Regions from separate parts of the Mus musculus genome. Here all the other regions are linked to region 1. The links are chromatin loops, found by intact Hi-C in ENCODE. Cell type or tissue: heart. All regions are shown on one strand. Region 1 has its middle 17 kb from the start of Gm40584. Region 2 overlaps Inf2 (inverted formin, FH2 and WH2 domain containing). Region 3 has its middle 15 kb from the start of Gm46382. Region 4 overlaps Adssl1 (adenylosuccinate synthetase like 1).

Region 1 (5,000 bases):
AATTCCTGGAAGGCAGGCTGCGGCTGAAAGAGAAACTAGACAGCGAGAAAAGAATGATGAGGCCAAGACAAATTTTTCTCTGATCAAGGAAGGCCTGCGAGTTTACTAAGAGACTGTGCTTAAAAGGGGGAAGGCCCATGCACACCCACTACCCCCACACACCCCCACACACTCTACACCCCTGCCAGTCCATCCTTGGTGCTTTGTAGCCATGCTGTCAGCACTTGGTCGCCAGGCTGTTGCTTATTCAGGAATGTCTCAGGAAGACAGGTTCAGCCCCTCTCGGCAGGTAGCAGAAGAGCAGGGCAGTTGTCACTTCAAAAAGAGCCAACCAAGTCCGAAAGCTGCACCACACATGGCCCCACCTCAGTGGCGACAAGGTCTGCATCAGCCTGCTTCAGGCTGGGGAAGGCTACATGACCCAAACTAATTTTAGTGGTACGTAAACCCAGGGCCTGTCTCTTTCTGTCTCCATCTCCTTGGTTGTCCCTGCATTTTCTGGGTATTCATAAGGAATAGTTTTGCTTCTAAATTCTTCTTTTTTTTTTTCTTTTGATTTCCACAACCCCTCCCTCCTCTCCTCCCAGTCCCACCCTCCCATCCCACTTCTCCCACCTCCCCTTCTCCTCAGAGGATGGGGGCCCCTCTCCCTGCAACCCACCCTGGCACATCAAATCTCTCCAGGACTAAGCACACCCTCTCCCACTGAGGCCAGACAAGGCAGCCTAGCGAGGGGAAAGGGTTCCAAAGGCAGGCAAGACAGTCCGAGTCTGAATTCTAAACCAACAGGAATGGGCTTCAAATCCTAAGAATCAACCTCCAGCTTCATAGGCCAAGCACTCAGGCCTTCTCCTGCCCTCCAGGGGATCTCACACTTGTAAAAGCCGGGGACAGGTTGGCCTGGGCCAGACAATAGGACCAGCCTCTGAGACCTCTGTAGTATTCACCTTCTTGTGACTTTTCCCACATCATTTTATCAGGAAAAATTTCAAACACAGCGAAGTTGAAAGACTTGCACAGTGGATATGCCTACCCACCTTCTCTTATAAACACCAGTGACCTGGATCTGCCCCATCTGCCCTGCCCACAAGCAACCCGCCCCAGAGCCATCTTGCTTTGCAATACCTTTCAAGTCAAGTTGCAGAGGACATCTGCCACCCACCCCTCCATGCCTATCCCAGTAAGCAAACCACAGATGGTTCCATTCCATTCTGTCTTCTCTCCCCCTCCCTCCCTCTCCTTCCCCCTGCTCATTCCCTTCCCCCAGATTTTCAGACAGGATCTCTTCCTGTTACCCTAGGTGAACTGAAACTTCACTACATAGACCCTCAAACTCACACAAAAATCTCCCTGCCTCTTCCTCCAGAGTGCTGGGATTAAAACTTCCGATAAAAAAGACATCTGTATTAGTAAAACACACCCCTGGTCTGCCTGTGAGGGTGTTTGCAGAGAGAACCAGATGTTAGGGGAAATCTGTGGCTTGATCCATCGAGGGACTCAAATTGTTACTTGTCTGTTGGGAAGAGTTGGATTGTGGAAGGGTGGGGCATGGTCAGAAGAAAGGGGTTGCCATGAAGGCTTGCCCTTAAGGTCTCTCCTGACCCTGGCTCCTTCCTGTCTCTCTGCTTCCTGGGTGCCATGATGGGAGTGGCTTTCTCCCACGGCACCCTTCCTGCTTTGTGTTCTGCCTCTCCACAGAGAGGCATAAAAACAGTAGGGCTGGAGACCCCGAGTTGAAACCTCTGACGTTGAGATCAAGTCCGGTTAAACTGTTTCTCTTGAGTTCTTGTCACGAAAGGGGAGCACGTGGGCAGCACAGCAGCAAACTGGGGTCCCGCTTCGCTTTGCATCTCTACTCAGCTTTTGCCGCAGAATTTTGTACTAATTTGATAAACTTTATGCTTGAGATGTGTGCGTGCGTGTGCTATGGTTGGGAGAGACTCTGTCCCAATTATGAGCCCACTTTTGTGTTTAAATGGTGTGAACACTAAGCAACTTTGTTCTTACAAACAAGTCCACGGAGACAAAGGGAGCTTTGTCACAGCGATTCCCAAACACACAGAGCTCCATTATCAGAAAGAATGGAAGTGGTCAGCTGACAGGCAAGGCTGTGGGCCACTGAAGCCTCTGCTTCTGTCTGCAGAGGGCTTTGTTTTATCCCTCCCCGCTCCTCACCCCCCAGCCCCCGGTGCACTGTCAGAGGTTACACTGCAGGTGGGAATCCCGGTGCAAGAGTCAGAGGGGAAGATAGAAGAGGAAAATCTAGACAGCTCAAGTCAGCCTTAGGCCTTGAAAACCGCCACCTAGTGGTCGCCAACAAAGGAGAGTGATACCACATATCGCCACCAGAGAGCGCTGTGCCACCAAAAGCACAAGGGCAGCGAGGGCACCCCTCTTTCTTGTCTACCCAACCCAATCTGCTGGAGTGCCTACACCAGAATTCTCCTCCTGGTTAGTCTCATCTGCTCTACGCTGTAGCAAAACCGCTGGATCTGGGTACCGGGTGGCGTCAGGATACCAGGAAATTCTGCCCTGGTGATATTTTCCTTAGTCAGGCTGGAACCCAAGTCTGTAAAAAGGACCCAGGATGAGGGGGCGCTGAACCCAGGCTCCTCCTCCTGAACACGATGAGCCTGTGTCCCTGCTCCAAATGATGACCACTGTCTGAAAGGGAAGTGAGAAAGCCAGGGGTAGCTCAATAACAACGTAGTTACCAAGAATCCACAAAGCAACAGGTTCCATCCCTAGCAACAAGAAGAAAAAAAAAAGTGAGGGAGCTTCAGGGTCCACAGCCCTCCCCTAACACTGGTCACACCCAAAGCAAACCCGGTAGGAGCAAGGCCATGTAGGAGCTGTGTGCCCAGCTGCTGTGGGTGAGGCTGGGCCTTGCAGGTGTTGTGAGCTCAGTAGACAGTAGATGCTGGTACTGGGGGCCTTGAGCAGAACAGGCTCCTTTCCCTGACGTTCAGAGAGACTGGAGCTTCAGGCAGGGCCCAGGTCACCTCCCCGGGCTTCAATCTGCCCATCTGCTGGGCGGGACTGTTGGTGGCTGACTCAGAAAAGTGAGCTGTCTGAGTGGCTAGGAATCCTCAAGGTGCCTGCATAGATCTGGTGCTCCAAATACAGGACACTCCTTCCTGTTCCCCAAGTTCAGGACATCATCCAGGAGGCTCTGGGTTCCATTTGTTGTAGCATCGATAAGGTCACTCCTTGATGGCTACCGTCTGACCAGGCTGAGTCCTCAGCCCAGCTTGCAGCTCTCGGCTGTGTCAGCTCCAGCTGTGGGAAGGAGGGCCCCACTCAGAGAATGGTCAATCTTGCCCTGAGAACTTGGCTGGAACTAACCAGACCTCCCTCCAGCCACTGGTTAAGCTTCTGGCTGCTCGTTAAGCTCTCTGCTCCTTCCTCCCTGGCCTAGGTAGAAACCAGCAAGGAAGTGACCTCAGTGGGTGTTTTCCTCAGAGGTACTCACTGTGAAGTCCCAATATGGACATGGGAACCAGGGGCTTTGTGACTTGAGGGGTAGAGGGTCTCTGAGTACCATCGGGGATTGAAGAGACTAATATGAGTCAGGACCAGGGATGTCCCGACCTGATTTGGGTGACCAGGCATAGCTCAGGAGAAAGGACCCTATACTTGGGTATAAAGAGTACTTGCAGGGCCCCAGTTCACCCAAGAGACAGTTCTGAGCCTCCAGGACCTCAGCTCCAGCCAGCCTTCGTACTTACACTGGGCAGCTCCGAGACAGTGGTATCTGTCAGTACAGATGAAGACCACAGGACTCTGGGAAGGGCTATGGTAGGCTATGGTAGGCTGGTGGGGTGGGCCCAGCTTCTCTCAACTCTGGCCCTTATTATGTATGACGTTCAAGAGCCCTGGGAGAGGCCAGAATAGTCCTGCTCAGGAGCAGCAGGCCCCGTGTGAGGGGCAGAGAAAGCAGGACTTAGCACCTCTGACAAGCCAGTTAGGCTTCACTCTTTCCTAATGGTCTGTGGCCTTGGGTCCCACAGTAACTTTATGCTTAGCATGTGGAGGAGCCCTGGCTGGCTGAGCCCCAGTCACTAGCAGAGGGGGGTGGAGGGACTCAGGGTCTCCCATCCTCTTTAACATCTGCTTCAGTCCAGCCTTCCTGTGGGATGTGTGGTATCCATATCTCGTCATGACTTTGATTTTTTTTCTCTCCCAGTATGGTGAACATCTCTCTCTTCATGGGCTTGGGCCATTCATGCATCCTTTTTGAGAAAAAAAAAATGCCTCTCCCCTACCATTTTTCTCTTAAACCCCTTTCTCCTTATTTTCTGCTGATGCGATCTTCCATCTCATCCTTCTCTTCCTCCTGTTCCTTCTTTTTGAAATGGGGTCTCACTTATAGCCCAGACTCACCTAAAAATCATTGTGTGTCCCAGGCTCGCACCTCCTGCCTCAAGCCGTCTGAATGCTGGGATTCCAGGTACAAGCCACCCACTAGGCTCCTTCACACTTGAATTTATGTTTATATTTACATGCTTTTCTGTGTGGGGGTGTTTTTTCATGTATGTGAATATGTGCATCACATGCATGCCTGGTGTTCGTAGAGGTCAGAAAAGGGCCCTGGATCTCCCGGATCTGGAGTTACATACATTCATGATCTATCACATGAGTTCTGGGAACTAAACCCCAGTCCTCTGCAAGAGCCGTACGTGCTCTAAACTGCTGAGCGGTCTCTCTGGTCCTTAAAGCTTCCTGAAATGCTTTCTGTCTATTGTGTATGTATTGATTTGTGTGGGAGGGTACACCTGAGGAGGTCAGAGAATAACCCACCGGAGTCAAACCTCTCCATCCACCTTTGGATCTCAGGGATCGAATTGACATTTAAGCTTGGTGGAAACACCTTTTACCCACTGAGCGGTCTGAACAGCCCTTATTTTCTTAACATAATGTATTTTTACTATATTCACTCCCCCTTATTTTTCTAACATGTATATAATGTAGTTTTGCTATATTCAGCCCCCAATGCCCTT
Region 2 (5,000 bases), 53 kb after region 1:
GCGATGGGATCAACATGAACAGCCACCAGGAAGTCTTTGCGTCCCTGTTCCACAAGGTGGGGCTTGGCTATCTAGGGCCAGGGCCTCTGCTTGGGTCAACCCAATGATGGCCGGGGCAGCGGCACAGAGCTGGTACCACAAGGCAGAGGCTGGGTTGTCCTGGGGAAGCGGTTCTGATGCAGGTCCCGGGACAAAGCTTCCAAAGATCAAAGCTATCCGAGTTGGCCATGCCTTCCTGCATCACAGCTAGGTGGTCATTATTGGGGACTTCAGAGAGCTCTGTGGCCTGGTAAGGAGGGTTCAGTAGACTGAATCTTCCTGGCCCCTCAGTCTCAGTTATTGAATGCAGCAGCTGTCATCTCAGGGTGACAGTAATAGGTAGAGACCAGGGGTGCCATTTAATGTCTCATAGCATGTCTCGGTGCCACCAGTAATCCTGCCACCGAGTCATTCATCACCAGGGCTTTAGTGAAGTGACAGGGCTGTAGGACAGGATGCCCCTGGCACATGAGAGGATAGCCATTTGTCCCTTTTGGTCAATTCAGGTGAGCTGTTCTCCAGCGTCGGCCCAGCTGCTGTCAGTATTGCAGGGTCTCATGCACCTGGAGCCTGCTGGCCGCTCAGGCCAACTGCTCTGGGAGGCCCTGGAAAACCTGGTGAACCGGGCTGTGCTCCTGGCCAGTGATGGTGAGAAGCTGGGAGGACTGAGGCGTGCCACAGGGCACAACCCGTCGTGAAGACCCCGAGGTCTTTGGCTATGTGGGGAGGCCATGTGGGAGGTGGCCACCCTTTGCCTTGTTTCCATCTCTGGCCCTCTCCCTTGACTCTGCACACTTCCTTCCTGCAGCCCAGGCTTGCACCCTGGAGGAGGTGGTTGAACGACTGCTGTCCATCAAAGGGCGGCCCCGACCAAGCCCCCTGGACAAGGCCCACAAGAGTGTCCAGACCAACTCAGTCCAGAATCAGGGCAGTTCCTCCCAAAACACTACTACTCCCACAACTAAAGTGGAAGGCCAGCAGCCAGTAGTGGCTTCTCCCTGCCAACACGTGGGCAGCATCCAGAGCTCCAGTGTTGACATAGCGCCACAGCCAGTAGCCCTTGAGCAGTGCATAACAGCCTTACCTCTACCTACCCCACCACTCTCCAGCTCCACCCCTGTGCTCCCTCCAACCCCACCCCCCCTGCCAGGCCCAGGGGCCACATCTCCCCTTCCCCCTCCCCCTCCCCCTTTGCCTCCCCCTTTGCCAGGCTCAGGGACCACATCTCCCCCTCCCCCTCCTCCTCCCCCTCCCCCCTTGCCACCCCCTCTGCCAGGCTCAGGGACCATATCTCCCCCTCCACCCCCACCCCCACCTCCCCTACCAGGTACAGGGGCTGTGTCTCCCCCACCCCCTCCGCCACTTCCATCTCTGCCTGATTCCCACAAGACCCAGCCCCCGCCCCCACCCCCACTCCCTGGCATGTGCCCAGTTCCTCCCCCTCCCCCACTACCCAGAGCAGGCCAGATACCTCCACCTCCTCCCCTGCCTGGTTTCTCTGTCCCCTCCATGATGGGTGGTGTGGAGGAGATCATTGTGGCCCAGGTCGACCACAGCCTGGGCTCAGCCTGGGTCCCCAGTCACCGCAGAGTGAATCCACCCACACTGAGAATGAAGAAGCTGAACTGGCAGAAGCTGCCATCCAATGTGGCACGAGGTGAGCCCCTCCCTGTTCCAGCCCAGCCTCTGAAGAGGGTAGGTACATACTGGTACATACTGGTCATTCTCCCTACGAGTGTCCACCGTTCCTGCGCCTACCTTTGCTTAGCCAAGGCAGCCAGGCCCTGTCAAGGCTTCGTTCCTACCTGTCTTACATGGGACTAAAGGCCACCTCAGAGGATATAGTCTCATCCAGTACACAGCCCTGTGGGTCATAGGTGTCTGCTGCTATAGGCCCTGCCCTGCCCTCTCTAAGGTTCTCTGCACAGTGGCCTAGGTGTTAGGTGCTGAAACCGACAGAAGGCAAGGCAGGGAGAGACCTGGTCACCTGCCAGCATGGACGTGTGTGCCCACACATGTGTACATAGCGTGGAGGGTGGATGATGCATTCAACCCCGGCTGGGCTCCATGCACGTCCTGTTCAGTCCTCAGAGGCCTCGCTTGGCCCAGCTGGAGCCCCAGGCCCGCAGTAAGCATGGGTTTCAGCAGAGCCTTGCCTGCCCCGCAGAGCGCAACTCCATGTGGGCCACACTGGGCAGCCCCTGCACAGCCGCAGTGGAGCCCGACTTCTCCAGCATTGAGCAGCTGTTCTCCTTCCCCACGGCTAAGCCCAAGGAGCCCTCTGCTGCCCCCGCCAGGAAGGAGCCCAAAGAAGTAAGACTAATGACAGGGCCTGACCTCTCTCTCCTCCCTGTGTGTGTGTGTGAGAGTATGTGTGTGTGTCTGTGTATGTCTCTGTGTGTGTGTATGTGTGTCTGTGTGTGTCTGTGTGTATATGTGTGTGTCTGTCTGTGTGTATGTATGTATGTGTGTGTCTGTGTGTGTGTGTCTCTGTGTGTGTCTGTGTGTATGTATGTGTGTGTCTGTGTGTGTGTGTGTGAGACATCCTCTGCCCACCCTCCAGATACCAGCTAAATGGGGGTTTCTAGGTCACTTTTCTGGACTCCAAGAAGAGCCTGAACCTCAACATCTTCCTGAAGCAATTTAAATGGTGAGTGAGGGAGTAGTGTTGCTGCCAAACTCAGCCCCAGCCGAGCAGCCAGCTCTGCCCGGCATCCCAGCCCTGCCCAGCAGTGCCCTCTGCAGGCCGGCCAGGTCCATGCATGCTCCATCCCCAGGGCAGGAGGCTGTGGGTAGCTACCATAGTCTTATCTAAGATTCCTACATGCCAGAGTACAAGCGATGCCCAGAAAATCACTGATAGACCATAGACAAGCTGTGGCCAAGTCAAGGGAAGACAGCCCTGCCTCCCAGTTTCCAAACCCTTACCTAAGAGTCCCTCCAGTAGCGCCTCGGGTGCCCACCAGCCACCCCCATCTCTAAGCATGGCAGGAGACAGGGAAATTTCCTGCTTCTTCACCCCTGCCCCCCCCCTCCAGTTCCAATGAAGAAGTCACCAGCATGATCCAGGCTGGAGACACCAGCAAGTTTGATGTGGAGGTCCTCAAACAGCTTCTAAAGCTTCTTCCAGAGAAGCATGAGGTGAGCCGGGGCCCTGATCAACCCCAGGAAGCAGGGATAGCAAAGGCCTGACCCACCTCACCCCAGGGGAGGCCCAAGGCTGGAGCCCCAGACCTGACCCACCTCACCCCGGGGGAGGCCCAAGGCTGGAGCCCCAGACCTGACCCACCTCACCCCGGGGGAGGCCCAAGGCTGGAGCCCCAGACCTGACCCACCTCACCCCAGGGGAGGCCCAAGGCTGGAGCCCCAGACCTGACCCACCTCACCCCGGGGAGACCCAAGGCTGGAGCCCCAGACCTGACCCACCTCACCCCAGGGGAAACCCAAGGCTGGAGCCCCAGACCTGACCCACCTCACCCCAGGGGAGGCCCAAGGCTGGAGCCCCAGACCTGACCCACCTCACCCCGGGGGAGACCCAAGGCTGGAGCCCCAGACCTGACCCACCTCACCCCAGGGGAAACCCAAGGCTGGAGCCCCAGACCTGACCCACCTCACCCTGGTGGAGACCCAAGGCTGGAGCCCCAGACCTGACCCACCTCACCCTGGTGGAGACCCAAGGCTGGAGCCCCATGGCTCTTCATGAGGAGCTGAGGCAGGCAGGTGCCGGTTGGGCAGACGATTGGTTCCTACATGTGGCCCTCCTGCAGATTGAGAACCTACGGGCGTTCACTGAGGAGCGAGCCAAGTTGTCCAATGCTGACCAGTTCTATGTTCTGCTCCTGGACATTCCCTGGTGAGCATGGTGGCCCTGGGATCCTGCTTAACCCGTGAGGAAGGAAAGGTGGAGAGAGCAGGGCAGGAGCCGAGCTTGGGTGAGGGAGGAAGGCAGGGCAGGAAGGCAGCTGTCTCTGAAACAGAGTCCCTAGGGCACTGGGAATGAGTCATCTGGCCTGACGCCTAAGCGTTGCTCCTGCTTCTCAGCCCCTCTCAGAGCAGAGGTGAGACCTCTTATGCCCTGAGGCCAGAGACTTCCTCAGAAGCTCCAGGCATCCTGGGCTGCTACCAAGTTGCCCGGGCCTGACTTCTGTCCTGGGCACAGGCCTAGGAATGTATATGTTCTCAGCCCAGGCTATGGGGACTCTCCCTCAGCCCACCCACCAAGGGCAGAGCATGTTCCCAGTGGCAAGCATGGTGGAACCTCCAGGCCCTAACCCCCTCCTGTGCACCAGCTACCCGCTGCGGGTGGAGTGCATGATGCTGTGTGAGGGAACGGCCATCGTCCTGGACATGGTGCGGCCCAAGGCCCAGCTGGTGCTCACTGCCTGCGAGAGTGAGTGGGGCCCAGAAGCCTACGGGGCTGGGAGGGATGGGCCTTCCACGTGTGTCAGCCCCTGCTGGAGCCATGTCACAATGGCCACGTGAGGTGCCAGCTTTGCCACCGAAACCCATAGTCACCTCTGCTGCTAACACACACACACACTCGGTCCTATACACTCAACTCATTGCACACTTGAATGAGGGCACACACTCCATACCCACAGGAACAGCATGCGTGCATATATATTCATATACAGCCACTCAGACACACAGAGCCACAAGGGTATACATACACTGACAATCATATATCCGCCTTCTGTGAACAAAGAATGGGAGAAACCTGCTTGGCCACAGTGCAGGGACACAGATGGGCTCACTTCTCTCACAAACACAGCACGGGACTCCCCACTCCCATCTCAACCACTGCACTGGGCAGGTCCTCTCTGCCACCCATGGGACAGGGTCCTGAGCACTTGGGGTGGGGGGGTGCCACAGACTGGAAGGAGTTCCTGTAGCATCCCAGAGTCCTCACCCAAAGTTCCTGGTCATGGCCATACACCTGCTGAAGCTGAGGGTCCAGCAGA
Region 3 (5,000 bases), 160 kb after region 1:
TGGTCGGGGGTCACCTCCGCATGAGGAACTGTATTAAAGAGTCACACAGCATTGGGAAGGTTGAGAACCACTGCTGTGTTCCTCACGCTGCACCTCAGTTCCACATCGGTTCCACAGCCTCATGAACGGTCCAAGCCCGTGGGGAGCACTTCCAGATCAAATGATAACATTGGCTCTGTGTACCTGGGGGCTGAAAGCTGATAGTGTCATGCATGTCCCCCAATGCCCCGATTCCTTCTCAGGAAGTCCCCTGGCCTTGGCCTTGGGACTTGCTCAAACAATGCAAAAGCCGGCTGCACAGTTGTACCCAGCCTGCATCTCTTACCTAGGACACGAGGGACAAAGGGTTATCACCACTATGGGGGTGAACAGCAACAGCTTCACTACCCAGATGACCCTGAATTCTCAAACCTGCCTTTCAGCACGTTCTGCCACCTCTGAAGGAACAAGCACCTTTACTGTCACACACAGTGACTGTCTGTGTCCCACTGTCCCTTCAGCAAGGTCACTGGGCCACCACCAGATGTTAACAACCCAGTCCCCAGGGCTGGAGAGATGGCTCAGCAGTTAAGAGCACTGGCTGCTCTTCCAGAGGTCCTGAGTTCAATTCCCAGCAACCACATGGTAGCTTACAACCATCTGTAATGGGGACTCGATGCCCTCTTCTGGTGTGTCTGAAGACAGTGACAGTGTACTCACATACATGAAATAAATAAATCTTAAAAAAAAAAAAGCCAACCCAGTCCTCCAAACCCATTCAGAAGATCTTTCTCCTGGGGCTCCTTCTGCACCCCAGGGCTAGCCAATGGGTACTTCTGGGAAGCAGTGTCCACCACAGACACTGGGGGCATTGTAGAGCTGTACTGCCTGGAGGTGTGATTAGATGGGTGAATGGAAGAGTGGATGGTCAGAGGGTAGATGAATGGATGGGCGGGAGAATGGCAAGAAGCATTCATTACTCAATGGCCCATTTTGCCTGTTCCCTACACAGTTTGCTAATCAATGAAGCTAGGAGTTTTGCAAAATAGTAACAGTTTATTCCTGAGTTGGCCAAACATGCTGCAGAGAGACTTACCAGGTGACAGATCAAGGTTCCTTCAGTGGAATCACTAGTAGTCACCTAAAAGCAAATAAGTAAGACTGGAAGGTGGCTCATCGGTTAGGAGCACTGCCTGCTCTTACAGAGAACTAGCTAGAATTCTATTCCTAGCACCCATGTGGCAATTCACAACCACCTGGAAGTCACCCTGGACCCTTCTGCAAGCACCATGCATGTCCGTGGTCCACATACATACACATGGGCAAACATTCACACACATAAATAAATATTAAGAAATAGTAATGAAAGCAAGCAACTAGCAGGTGCCATTGGGGAGCAAGAGCGGGTGGCTTACTCAAGCTTACCTTCCATCTCGGAAGGAAGAGAGGGAAGGCTGCCAAGGTGTCTTCGTAGGTGGATGTCAGGGGTTGGTCATATGAAAACATACTCTTGTGACTGGGGACTGGCTAGGGATGCTGCTGGAGCACAGAATGTGGGAGGCTTGGGTGGGATAGGCTGTCCAGACAATGTGGGTAAGGAGGTTTTGTACCTGTGGGTTGGAGCCGCGACTGCTGTGTTGGCAGAGGTGTTTAAGGAACTGTTGTAGGTGTCTTGCCAAGTGTGTTTGGAGTATATTGGAGTAGCTCATTTGGGGACTGAATAATTCCAGAAGGCCCTGGGCCCTGCTGGATAGGACTCATGAAGCAAGCAGATTTCTCTGGTCTAATTAAAAGTCAACGTTGTGTCAGCTGCTAACGGTGAGAGCATAGAGGGATAGTGTGGCTCCTGGGGACTTTCCAGCAAAAGGCCACAGACATGAATCCTGTCTGTGTGGTTTGATGTTGGCGCAGCACAGCAAGGTGGCCACATCCTCAAAGTGGCAGGATCTCACCAGGCTTCTAACCTCCTACTGCCTGGAGGAGAACATGGGCCAGCCAGAAGGCTCTCGAGGGGGTGTGGCCGCCTCGCAGGACTTCGCAAAAGGGGAGGTGCTATGGTCAAGGTTCGCCGTGAGCAAAAGGTTTTGTCCAGTTATGCGCCTGAGACATTGGATGGGATACCAGTTTATCTCAGTCCTGTCCAGTCGAAGCTCTAGCCAGGATCCTAACACAGAAAACCCTCTGCAGACCTAGCACATCCCTGCTCCGCGCCTTGCCCGAGTCCCAGTGGCCAGCGCGACCCCTGGCGGCGATACGGTGCAATTGCGCCACGCCCAGAGCTCTCTTTCTTTTGGATGGTGCTCCCCCTAGCTCCCTACAGTCTCCTCTCCAGTACTTCTCTCATGCACCCCTACTGTCTCGAGGGCCGCACTCTAGGGAGAATGTGAACGCCAATGAAATCTGCATTGGTCTGACGGCTCGAGAGACCCTGAGCACCCCGGACTCCGAAAGCGATAAGTTAGAATAGCAGCAGATGCCTGAGAGGGGGTTTGCGGAAGCTGAGGGGCTCGGAGCAGAGATAAGTCCTCACCTGAGGGGAATAACAGCATTAGCCAAGACCTGCTCTGCAGCAAGGAACCAAAGGGAGGGGACCGGATGAGGGACTGGAGGGAGGGGGGTCACCTAGAAGGTGGGAGCATCTTTATATTTCAAGCAGGACTGAGACTCAGCGAGGCTTTGCTTCAGAGAAGATCTTTGTACCCTCTGCAGAGAATATGAATCAGAGAGCAGGAGGCTGAGGAGTGCCGGGCCTGGTACTCCTCCCGGTGAAAGCCAGTGGCTATGGGAGGGAGGGTTGCTGTCAGGAGGCACTGTGAAACGGTGGCGGTGGCGCAGGGTGATCCTGCGTGGAGGGGGAGGGGACAGTAGGGAGGGAAGATGTCAGAGGGGAGGAACAGGAATTAACCTCGGACCAGCTCCCTGGTGGGAGATAAGGAACAGAGAGGGATCTGGGTGGGGTCTTGAGTTCAGGAGCTGTAAGTATAGACTGGAATGTGGGGCTACAGGTCATACCGCTTCTTATTTTAAAATTGCATTTGTTTGTTTGTTTGTTTTATTTGTAGGGGTAGGGTGGGTGTGCTGCGGCATATGTGTGAAGTTGGTCACCAGCACCCTTACACACTGACTGAGCTATCTTGCTGGATTCCCTTAGTTACTGTCGTATGCTGAAAAGACACCACGGCTAAGGAAACCTATAAAAGAAAACACTTAATTTGAGGCTTGCTCACAGTTTCAGAGGGTGAGTCCATGATGGTCTTGGAGGGAAGCAAGCAGGCAGGCAGGCAGGCAGGCAGGCAGGGTGCTAGAGAAATAGCTAAGCGCTTACATCCTGATCCGAAGTCCGAGGTGAAGACTGGGCCTTGAACCGACTTTTGAAACTCAAAGCCCACTACCAGTGACACACCTCTTTCAACAAGGCCACACCTCTCAATCCTTCCCCCCCCCCCCCCCCCGACAATTCTACCAACTAGGAACCAATTTTTCAAATATACCAGCCCGGGGGCGGGAGGAGGCAGCATTTTCATTCAAACTAACACACTGATCCATGCTCGCTGCTTGCTCTTTCTTCCTTCCTTCCTTTCTTCCTTCCTTCATTTCTTTCTTTCTTTCTTCCTTCCTTCCTACTTCCTCCTCCTCCCTTTCTTCTTCTTCTTCTTCTTCTTCTTCTTCTTCTTCTTCTTCTTCTTCTTCTTCTTCTTCTTCTTCTTCTTCTTCTTCTTCTTCCCTCTTCCTCCTCCTCCTCCTCCTCCTCTTCTTCTTCTTCTTCTTCTTCTTCTTCTTCTTCTTCTTCTTCTTCTTCTTCTTCTTCTTCTTCTTCTTCTTCTTCACAGGGTTTCTCTGTGTAACCCTGGCTGTCCTGGAACTCACGCCATCGACCAGGCTGGCCTCTAACTCAGAGATCTGCCTGCTTCTGCCTCTTGAGTGCTAGGATTACAGACATGCTCTACCACTGCTTGGAGCATACTGGTTCTTTGGAATATGTTTTTGATTTGGTTTGGGTTTTTTTTTTTCCCCCCGAGACGGGGTTTCTCTGTGTAGCCCTGGCTGTCCTGGAACTCACTTTGTAGACCAGGCTGGCCTCGAACTCAGAAATCCGCCTGCCTCTGTGGAATATGTTTCTTAATAGCACACAGACTGTGCTCAAACATTAAGCAGTACATAGCATCAGACACTTGTAGCTCTGGATCCCAAGGGAACTGGATCTGGAAGATCACTTGAGCCTAGGGATTCAGGGCTAGCCCCATGATTTTTAAAAGGTATCTTAGGAGCTAGGGTGATGGTTCAGCAAGTGTGTGCTTGCCACAGGAGCATCAGCACTGGGGGTCTGATCCCCAGCACGTACATAAAAGCTGAGTGGGTGTGGCAGCCCACCTGTGCACTGGAGACAGCGACTGAGGATCCCAGAAGCAGGGGATGACTAGACTAGCCAAATCAGAGCATTCTGGGTTCAAGTGAGAGACTCAGCCTCAGTATATGGAAGCAACTGAGGAAGACACCCAACAAACCAGGGGCCACACACACACATTCAAACACGCATATACACGCATGTACCCATACCACATATGCATACTAGAAAAAAGTATCTTAAGCTAGATATGGTAGTACACACATGTAATCCCAGCACTCAAGAGGCAGACAAAAGAGGGCATGGTGACACACACCTCTAGCCTCAGCACTTGGGAGGCAGAAGCAAGTGGGTCTCTGTGATTTTAAGGCCAGAATGGTATACACTGAGACCTCATCTCAATACAAAACATTTAAAAAATTTTGTTTCAATTAAAAAAAAATCCCTTTTTGTTCTAAAAAAAAAGCAATGTTTTCAAACTGGCTGGGAAGTTGGCTCAGCAGTTAAGAGTACTGGCTGCTCAGGATCCAAGTTCAGTTCCCAGCACCCCGTGCTGGCTGGCAGTGTCCTGTAACTCCTGCTCCAGGAGATCTGACGCCCTCTTCTGGTCTCTATGGAGACTTGCACATATGTGGCACATTAGACAGACAAGCAGGCACACATATGCACAAAATGT
Region 4 (5,000 bases), 72 kb after region 1:
ACTACTCTGGTTTCCTGCACTTGTCCTTCCCCTTGGCGGGGACCTCTTTGCTTGCCTGTGGCCTCCCATATCTTCCCTGATCTTATGTGCCTATGGCCAGCCCTGTGTGATCAGAGGCTGGCAGGGTGGGGGGCTAGGTAAGTTGCCTCTGGCTTTGAATGGGTGCACGAACCAAATGAAGGCTCCAGAGGCCAAGCCCAAAGCCGTGCCAAAGGGCTGGCAAACACAAGAATGCAAATCAAGTGTCCCCCCTCTCCCCCAGTAAGTTCGCTACCTAAAAATGCTGTATAGCCAGCTAGGCTACCCGTTCCTTGGGCTTCTGGAGGGTGAGCTGTCCTACCACCTAACCCTTTGAGCCAATGGAGCCATCCTCCAGATCTGGCTTCCACACTTTTCCATGTCCACAGACACTTGTTGCTGGTCTCCACTACCCTGGGCTCTGACTCTGCCCAGCCCTGCCAGGTACCCTCATTTCTTGCTTTGCTACCTTGATTAATAGAGGGTGTATGGGTCAGAATGTAATGCTGAGTCCCTAGGAGCACCCCCAGCCAGCATCTCTGGCCTGGAGTCCAGCCTGCATTCTTCTTTCTCCCGGTGTCCCTGCTCTGATTCGGTCCATGCCCCACCCCTCCTGACACACAGTCAGTCTTCCTCTACCCTGCATCTCTGAGGCTGCTGGGGGCTGCATTGTCTTCCTCTCTGGTTCCTCTACTAAATCCACTCCTCACTCACCTCCAGGCAAGTCTTCCTGACCTCCTGCTCAGGGTCTCTCTTCCTCTCCCTTGGAGCCCCAGGCACCTCTGCCGAGGCTTCCACTTTCTGAGTCCTCCATGTTTCCTCCTCGGCCGCCTGACTGTCCAGCTGTGTCCAGATGTTCCTTCAGATGGGTCTGACGTACCTGTTACCTGAAGGGCATGCTGGCCACTATCTTCTCATGCATTCCATTGCTACTCTAGGCTCTCCCTTCTATGCCCACAGTAATCTTTCTCTGGGGCTGCTGTCGAGCTGAGCCTTGTGGAAGAGCTGGCCCCCAGGCAGTAGTAAATAGCCAGGGCTGTGACCACAAGGCTTCTCTAGTAGAGTGGCAAGTGGCACACTTAGAGCTGAGGTTCCATGCTGGGACCCTCCATGCAGTCTGCAGGCCCTCTGGCACTTTCCTCAAGGGATCATAATGGGAAACACGTGACCTTGGACCCCAGGCTGCTCAGGCAGCCTCTGGCGGGTGAGAGGAGCCACAGCCTTGTGCTGGGAATGTCTGGAGCTGATTCTAAAACCAGGTCTTCCTGTTCCTGCCCTTGTTGATGGCTTTGATGGCCAAGCAGTGTCTCCGGGACAGGACTCCAAGGGTCACATAGCCACACATCACCTTGGGAAGGATCTTTATATTCCTGCCCAGACCTGTTTCTCCCTATAAGGAAAGAAGCAAGTGAGTTGTATGTCTGTGAGCATGGACAGGAGCGGGACAGTGACTAGACGGTGGAGCTTGGGACATGTTAGTAACTAGGCTCAGTCCTGCAAGCACACAGGACATTCCACCCAAGGCCTGAGGGACAGCCAGCGCGTACAGAGGAGAGATATCGCTGTGGTGAGCAGAAACCCCTGCAGATGCTGAAGGAGCAGATGCTGAGGTGAAGCAGAGCAGAGGTGCAGGAGCCCTGGGAGCTAAATGCCTATTCCTCAGCTTGCCCCTTGTGTGCACAGCACATCGACACACATGTCACTTACACAGAGTCCTTCCCTGCTGTCTGTGAAGAGGCAGAGGTCTTAATTACCCAGGGGCCTCCTGGCTATCTCAGTCACCTCTCTGTACCCTACCAGGAACCTACAGATAATCAGGCCAGAATAGGAAGGCGATAGACTGGAAAGCAGGGGCCCAGAGCACCCCCTGGTGGAAGGCAAATGCCACAGCACCCTGTCCAGGGACCTGGAGGACAAAGATAGGGAGAGAATTAGGAAAGCCCCAGACATGTGCTGTGGGTACCCTGCATCCACACACAGGCTTCCTGGATGGAGGAGCCTAAGTAGGCAGGGTGGGGGTATCTATTCCAGGTCTCTGTCCAGCAGGGCCCTGGGACTGTCCTGAAAGGAGATACCGGGACACTAGTTGGTTACATCCAGTCCTGAGGTCCTCTGCGTTGCTTAGGGTCTTTGCACTGACAGGGCCCTGGGTAGTCCAAAGGAGCTGTGTCCAGATGGCCACAAGATGGGGTGACTGTAGGAAAATCATTGGAGCTTGTGGGTGGGATCTCAGGGCTGTGGGGGCAGGTGGGCTCTGCAGCTGTGTGTTAGGCATGGATAGGCAGAGGAAAGGAGTCTTGGTTTCTGCCGTGCATGTCCACAACCATTGCATATGCAGCCCAGCCAGAGGATGTCCCTACAGGGCCTGCACCCAGAACCCTTCCCTGCCTCACACGGAAGCTATGGGTCATAATTGCAGGGCAAAGCAGAGGTTGGGACCAAGTTGATCTGAAACAGGATCTCATTTGCTTTCGGCCCCTCTTTGTTTTCCAAAGACAAAAGTCTCTTGTCTTAAACTTCTGGACACCAGGGCCTGAGGGCTCTGGGTGACCAGCCAAGCTATTGAAGAGTGCTAGGGGGACTTTGATGCACACAAAGTCCTCAGAATTGTGCTGTGGTGAGAACCCTGAGAGGAGCCTGAATGTACCAAGTGGCGCTGCCGTGCCCAGCAGGCTCCTGGATGCCCCTGACCCTGGGCTCTGGTGTGAACCTCTGTGGTACAGATATCTTGAGGTATGTGCTTTGAGCTGTCCATGTAGCCGTTCCCTTTACCTGGTCTTGGTGTGCCTTGGGGTGACCATACCAAGGGTACTACTCCACGCCATTCACACTGTAAGTAGAGAGGAGCTACCCTTGTTGACGGGCCCCAAAGGCTGTGCCCAGGTGCCTGGTGTCTATCTGCAAACATAGGCAGCTGGTCATCTTCCGGTGGACCCCCAGGAAGGGGAGCCTGAGCAAGTACTTAGCTATGACATCACAGGTCCTCCTTAGTGTTCAGCAACCTATGGTCATGCTGACAGAAGGCCCCTACAATAGGGCAGGGTCACCGCAGGCCTTTGGGCTATCTCTGACACACTGGCCAGTGCTGCGTGGGCACTGCTAAACTCATCCTGGTACTGAGGGGTCAGTGAGATCCTGAATTCTACGATGCCCTAGAGCAGCCCGAGGCTGGCACACATCTTCATCCTCTAGAGCTGGAGTGGCGTAGGGAGTGTTTCCCCACCTGTGTAGAGCTCCGTAGGGCCCTCAGGAGCCTACCCACTCAAGGGGTTAATGAGCCTCCGAAACAGAGCTGACCTCTGCCTCTCCTCACCCAACCTCTTGCATGGGAGCCATGTCTAATCAGCTGTACTGGGCAGGTCTAAATGTCCCACAATCCTTTACAGAGGTTGGCGACTCTCATCGTGCCCAGATCCGATTGAATGTCTGGTCTGGGTTAGTAAAGTCAAAGAAATGTGCGCATGCACATGCGCGCGTGCGTGTGTGTGCGTGTATGTGTGTGTGTGTGTGTGTGTGTGTGTGTGTGTGTGTGTGTGTGTGTGTGTGTGTGTGTCGGCGTGGGGTAGAGGGGCTCCTGCTTCCATCTCTACCAACTGTCCCTGTGCTTCTGGTCAGTCTAAGATCTCAATGAGAAGAGGGAGACTGTGACCCTGAGGCCCCACAGGGTTGCTGGAAGCCCAGTGTCCTGGAATGACGTATGCCTTAGCAATGGCCTGTGCCGGATGCCTGGGCATTGCAGTGGGCTCTGGCCCTGAGGTCATCTGATATCTATTGGCCCATGGTACTCAAGCTTGTTCCTAGGCACCTGTGTTTACCCTCAACACAGACAGGCGGGTGCTTGCTGTCTGTGTCCCCAAGCCAGCTGACGTGGCCCTGGGCACTCAAAGAGAAGGTGGGAAAGAGTACCCCTCCTGGGGTGTCTGGGTTCCATGGACCTAGCCACACAGTGGAAGGCAGGTTGGCACCTTGCTGTCCCTGGAGGCCTGCCAGCCCAAGCAGAGCTCAGCCATCTACTCTCTGCTATAAGCCCGTCTTCTCTTGGGACCTCAGTTTCCATATCTGTTCTTGGAGACCATCTTGACTGCCTCAGGCAGGAAACATGACTGTGAGTGTTCACATATTTGGGGAATTGAAAGGCGGCGGCAATTCTGCACCTGCTGTGGCCAAGCCAAGCATGGATACAGTCTTGGAACCCAAGTCTTGCCACGGTCCCTCATGGGACATGGGCTTGTCCCATGCTGATGGTGTGACTTTACAAGCCTAGGGGCAGGACACAGGCATCTGTTGTGCCTAACTGATGGCAAGTTCAAAGCCAGAGCTGCAGGAGGCTCCCTCAGTTCCCACTTCCTTCATGTCCCCGCCCACAAATACTCTCTCCTTCCCACTAGTCCCTCTGGGCCTCTTCTTAGGCAGTTTCCCTTCCAGCACAACACCTGTCCTGCTCTGTGTCATTTCTCCTGCTCCATGGGCAGCCCAGGGTCACAGAGGTTGTAAGGACAGACTGCCTGCTACCTCCAGGTTTCCCAAGGAGGTAACCTCCTGTGCCTGGAGCCACCCCAAGAATCAAGAGCTCCCTGCAAGTCTTGTTAAGCCGGGGAGCCTCCCGGACAGTCCCCGCCCTTTACACAGCAAAAGGCTCCAGCAGAATTGTTTCAGAGGCTTCGGGACAGACTGCATAGCATGCCTTCTCTAATAGTTGGTTGTCTGGGGTCCACGCCATGAAGTTGGCCTCTAGCTGACCCATCTCTGTCAACTACATGATAATAAGCCCCACAGAGGGCAGGCAAGGAACAGGAAACTTAGGCATACAGGTCTGGGGCCTTCTCTTAAAACTCTTGGAAAGTGAAGTCCTTGGAGGGAGAGCCCCTTACCCAGGCTCTCAGCATCAGTATCATCTGCCGCCTACCTCAGCAGGAGCTGGGAGATGTGATCCTTCATATCCCCGTGCTTAGGGGTGTCATGAAAGGAGGTGAACCTTCACT

Evidence for each region. Peaks named below come from ENCODE experiments on the same cell type or tissue, not always from the same donor. Only the 100,000 strongest peaks of a DNase experiment are listed, where the experiment ranks them.
Region 2: it touches region 1 in a loop (6-fold over the local background); 31 of 42 quality-filtered maps call a loop at or near these places.
Region 3: it touches region 1 in a loop (3-fold over the local background); 9 of 42 quality-filtered maps call a loop at or near these places.
Region 4: it touches region 1 in a loop (7-fold over the local background); 27 of 42 quality-filtered maps call a loop at or near these places.

What each region holds. Positions count from the first base shown.
Region 1 is chr12:112,549,873-112,554,872 of GRCm38, forward strand. No RefSeq gene overlaps it. Among named protein-coding and RNA genes, the nearest start is that of Gm40584, 17 kb to the left of the region's middle. In heart, a CTCF peak has its summit at 2,340; a DNase peak (open chromatin) is centred at 2,339; H3K27ac peaks cover 1,018 bases.
Region 2 is chr12:112,603,167-112,608,166 of GRCm38, forward strand. It overlaps Inf2 (inverted formin, FH2 and WH2 domain containing), which reads left to right. Exons shown (of 23, transcript NM_198411.2): 6 at 1-56; 7 at 546-687; 8 at 848-1,696; 9 at 2,207-2,352; 10 at 2,628-2,689; 11 at 3,078-3,180; 12 at 3,807-3,892; 13 at 4,329-4,429. Among named protein-coding and RNA genes, the nearest start is that of Gm30048, 8.7 kb to the left of the region's middle. In heart, a CTCF peak has its summit at 2,794 (motif pointing left); a DNase peak (open chromatin) is centred at 2,785; H3K27ac peaks cover 371 bases.
Region 3 is chr12:112,704,961-112,709,960 of GRCm38, forward strand. No RefSeq gene overlaps it. Among named protein-coding and RNA genes, the nearest start is that of Gm46382, 15 kb to the right of the region's middle. In heart, a CTCF peak has its summit at 2,239 (motif pointing left); a DNase peak (open chromatin) is centred at 2,221; H3K4me3 peaks cover 865 bases; H3K27ac peaks cover 563 bases; H3K27me3 peaks cover 2,130 bases.
Region 4 is chr12:112,622,079-112,627,078 of GRCm38, forward strand. All of the region lies in intron 1 of Adssl1 (adenylosuccinate synthetase like 1), which reads left to right. Among named protein-coding and RNA genes, the nearest start is that of Adssl1, 4.5 kb to the left of the region's middle. In heart, a CTCF peak has its summit at 1,892 (motif pointing left); DNase peaks (open chromatin) are centred at 1,888, 3,293 and 3,913; H3K27ac peaks cover 2,684 bases.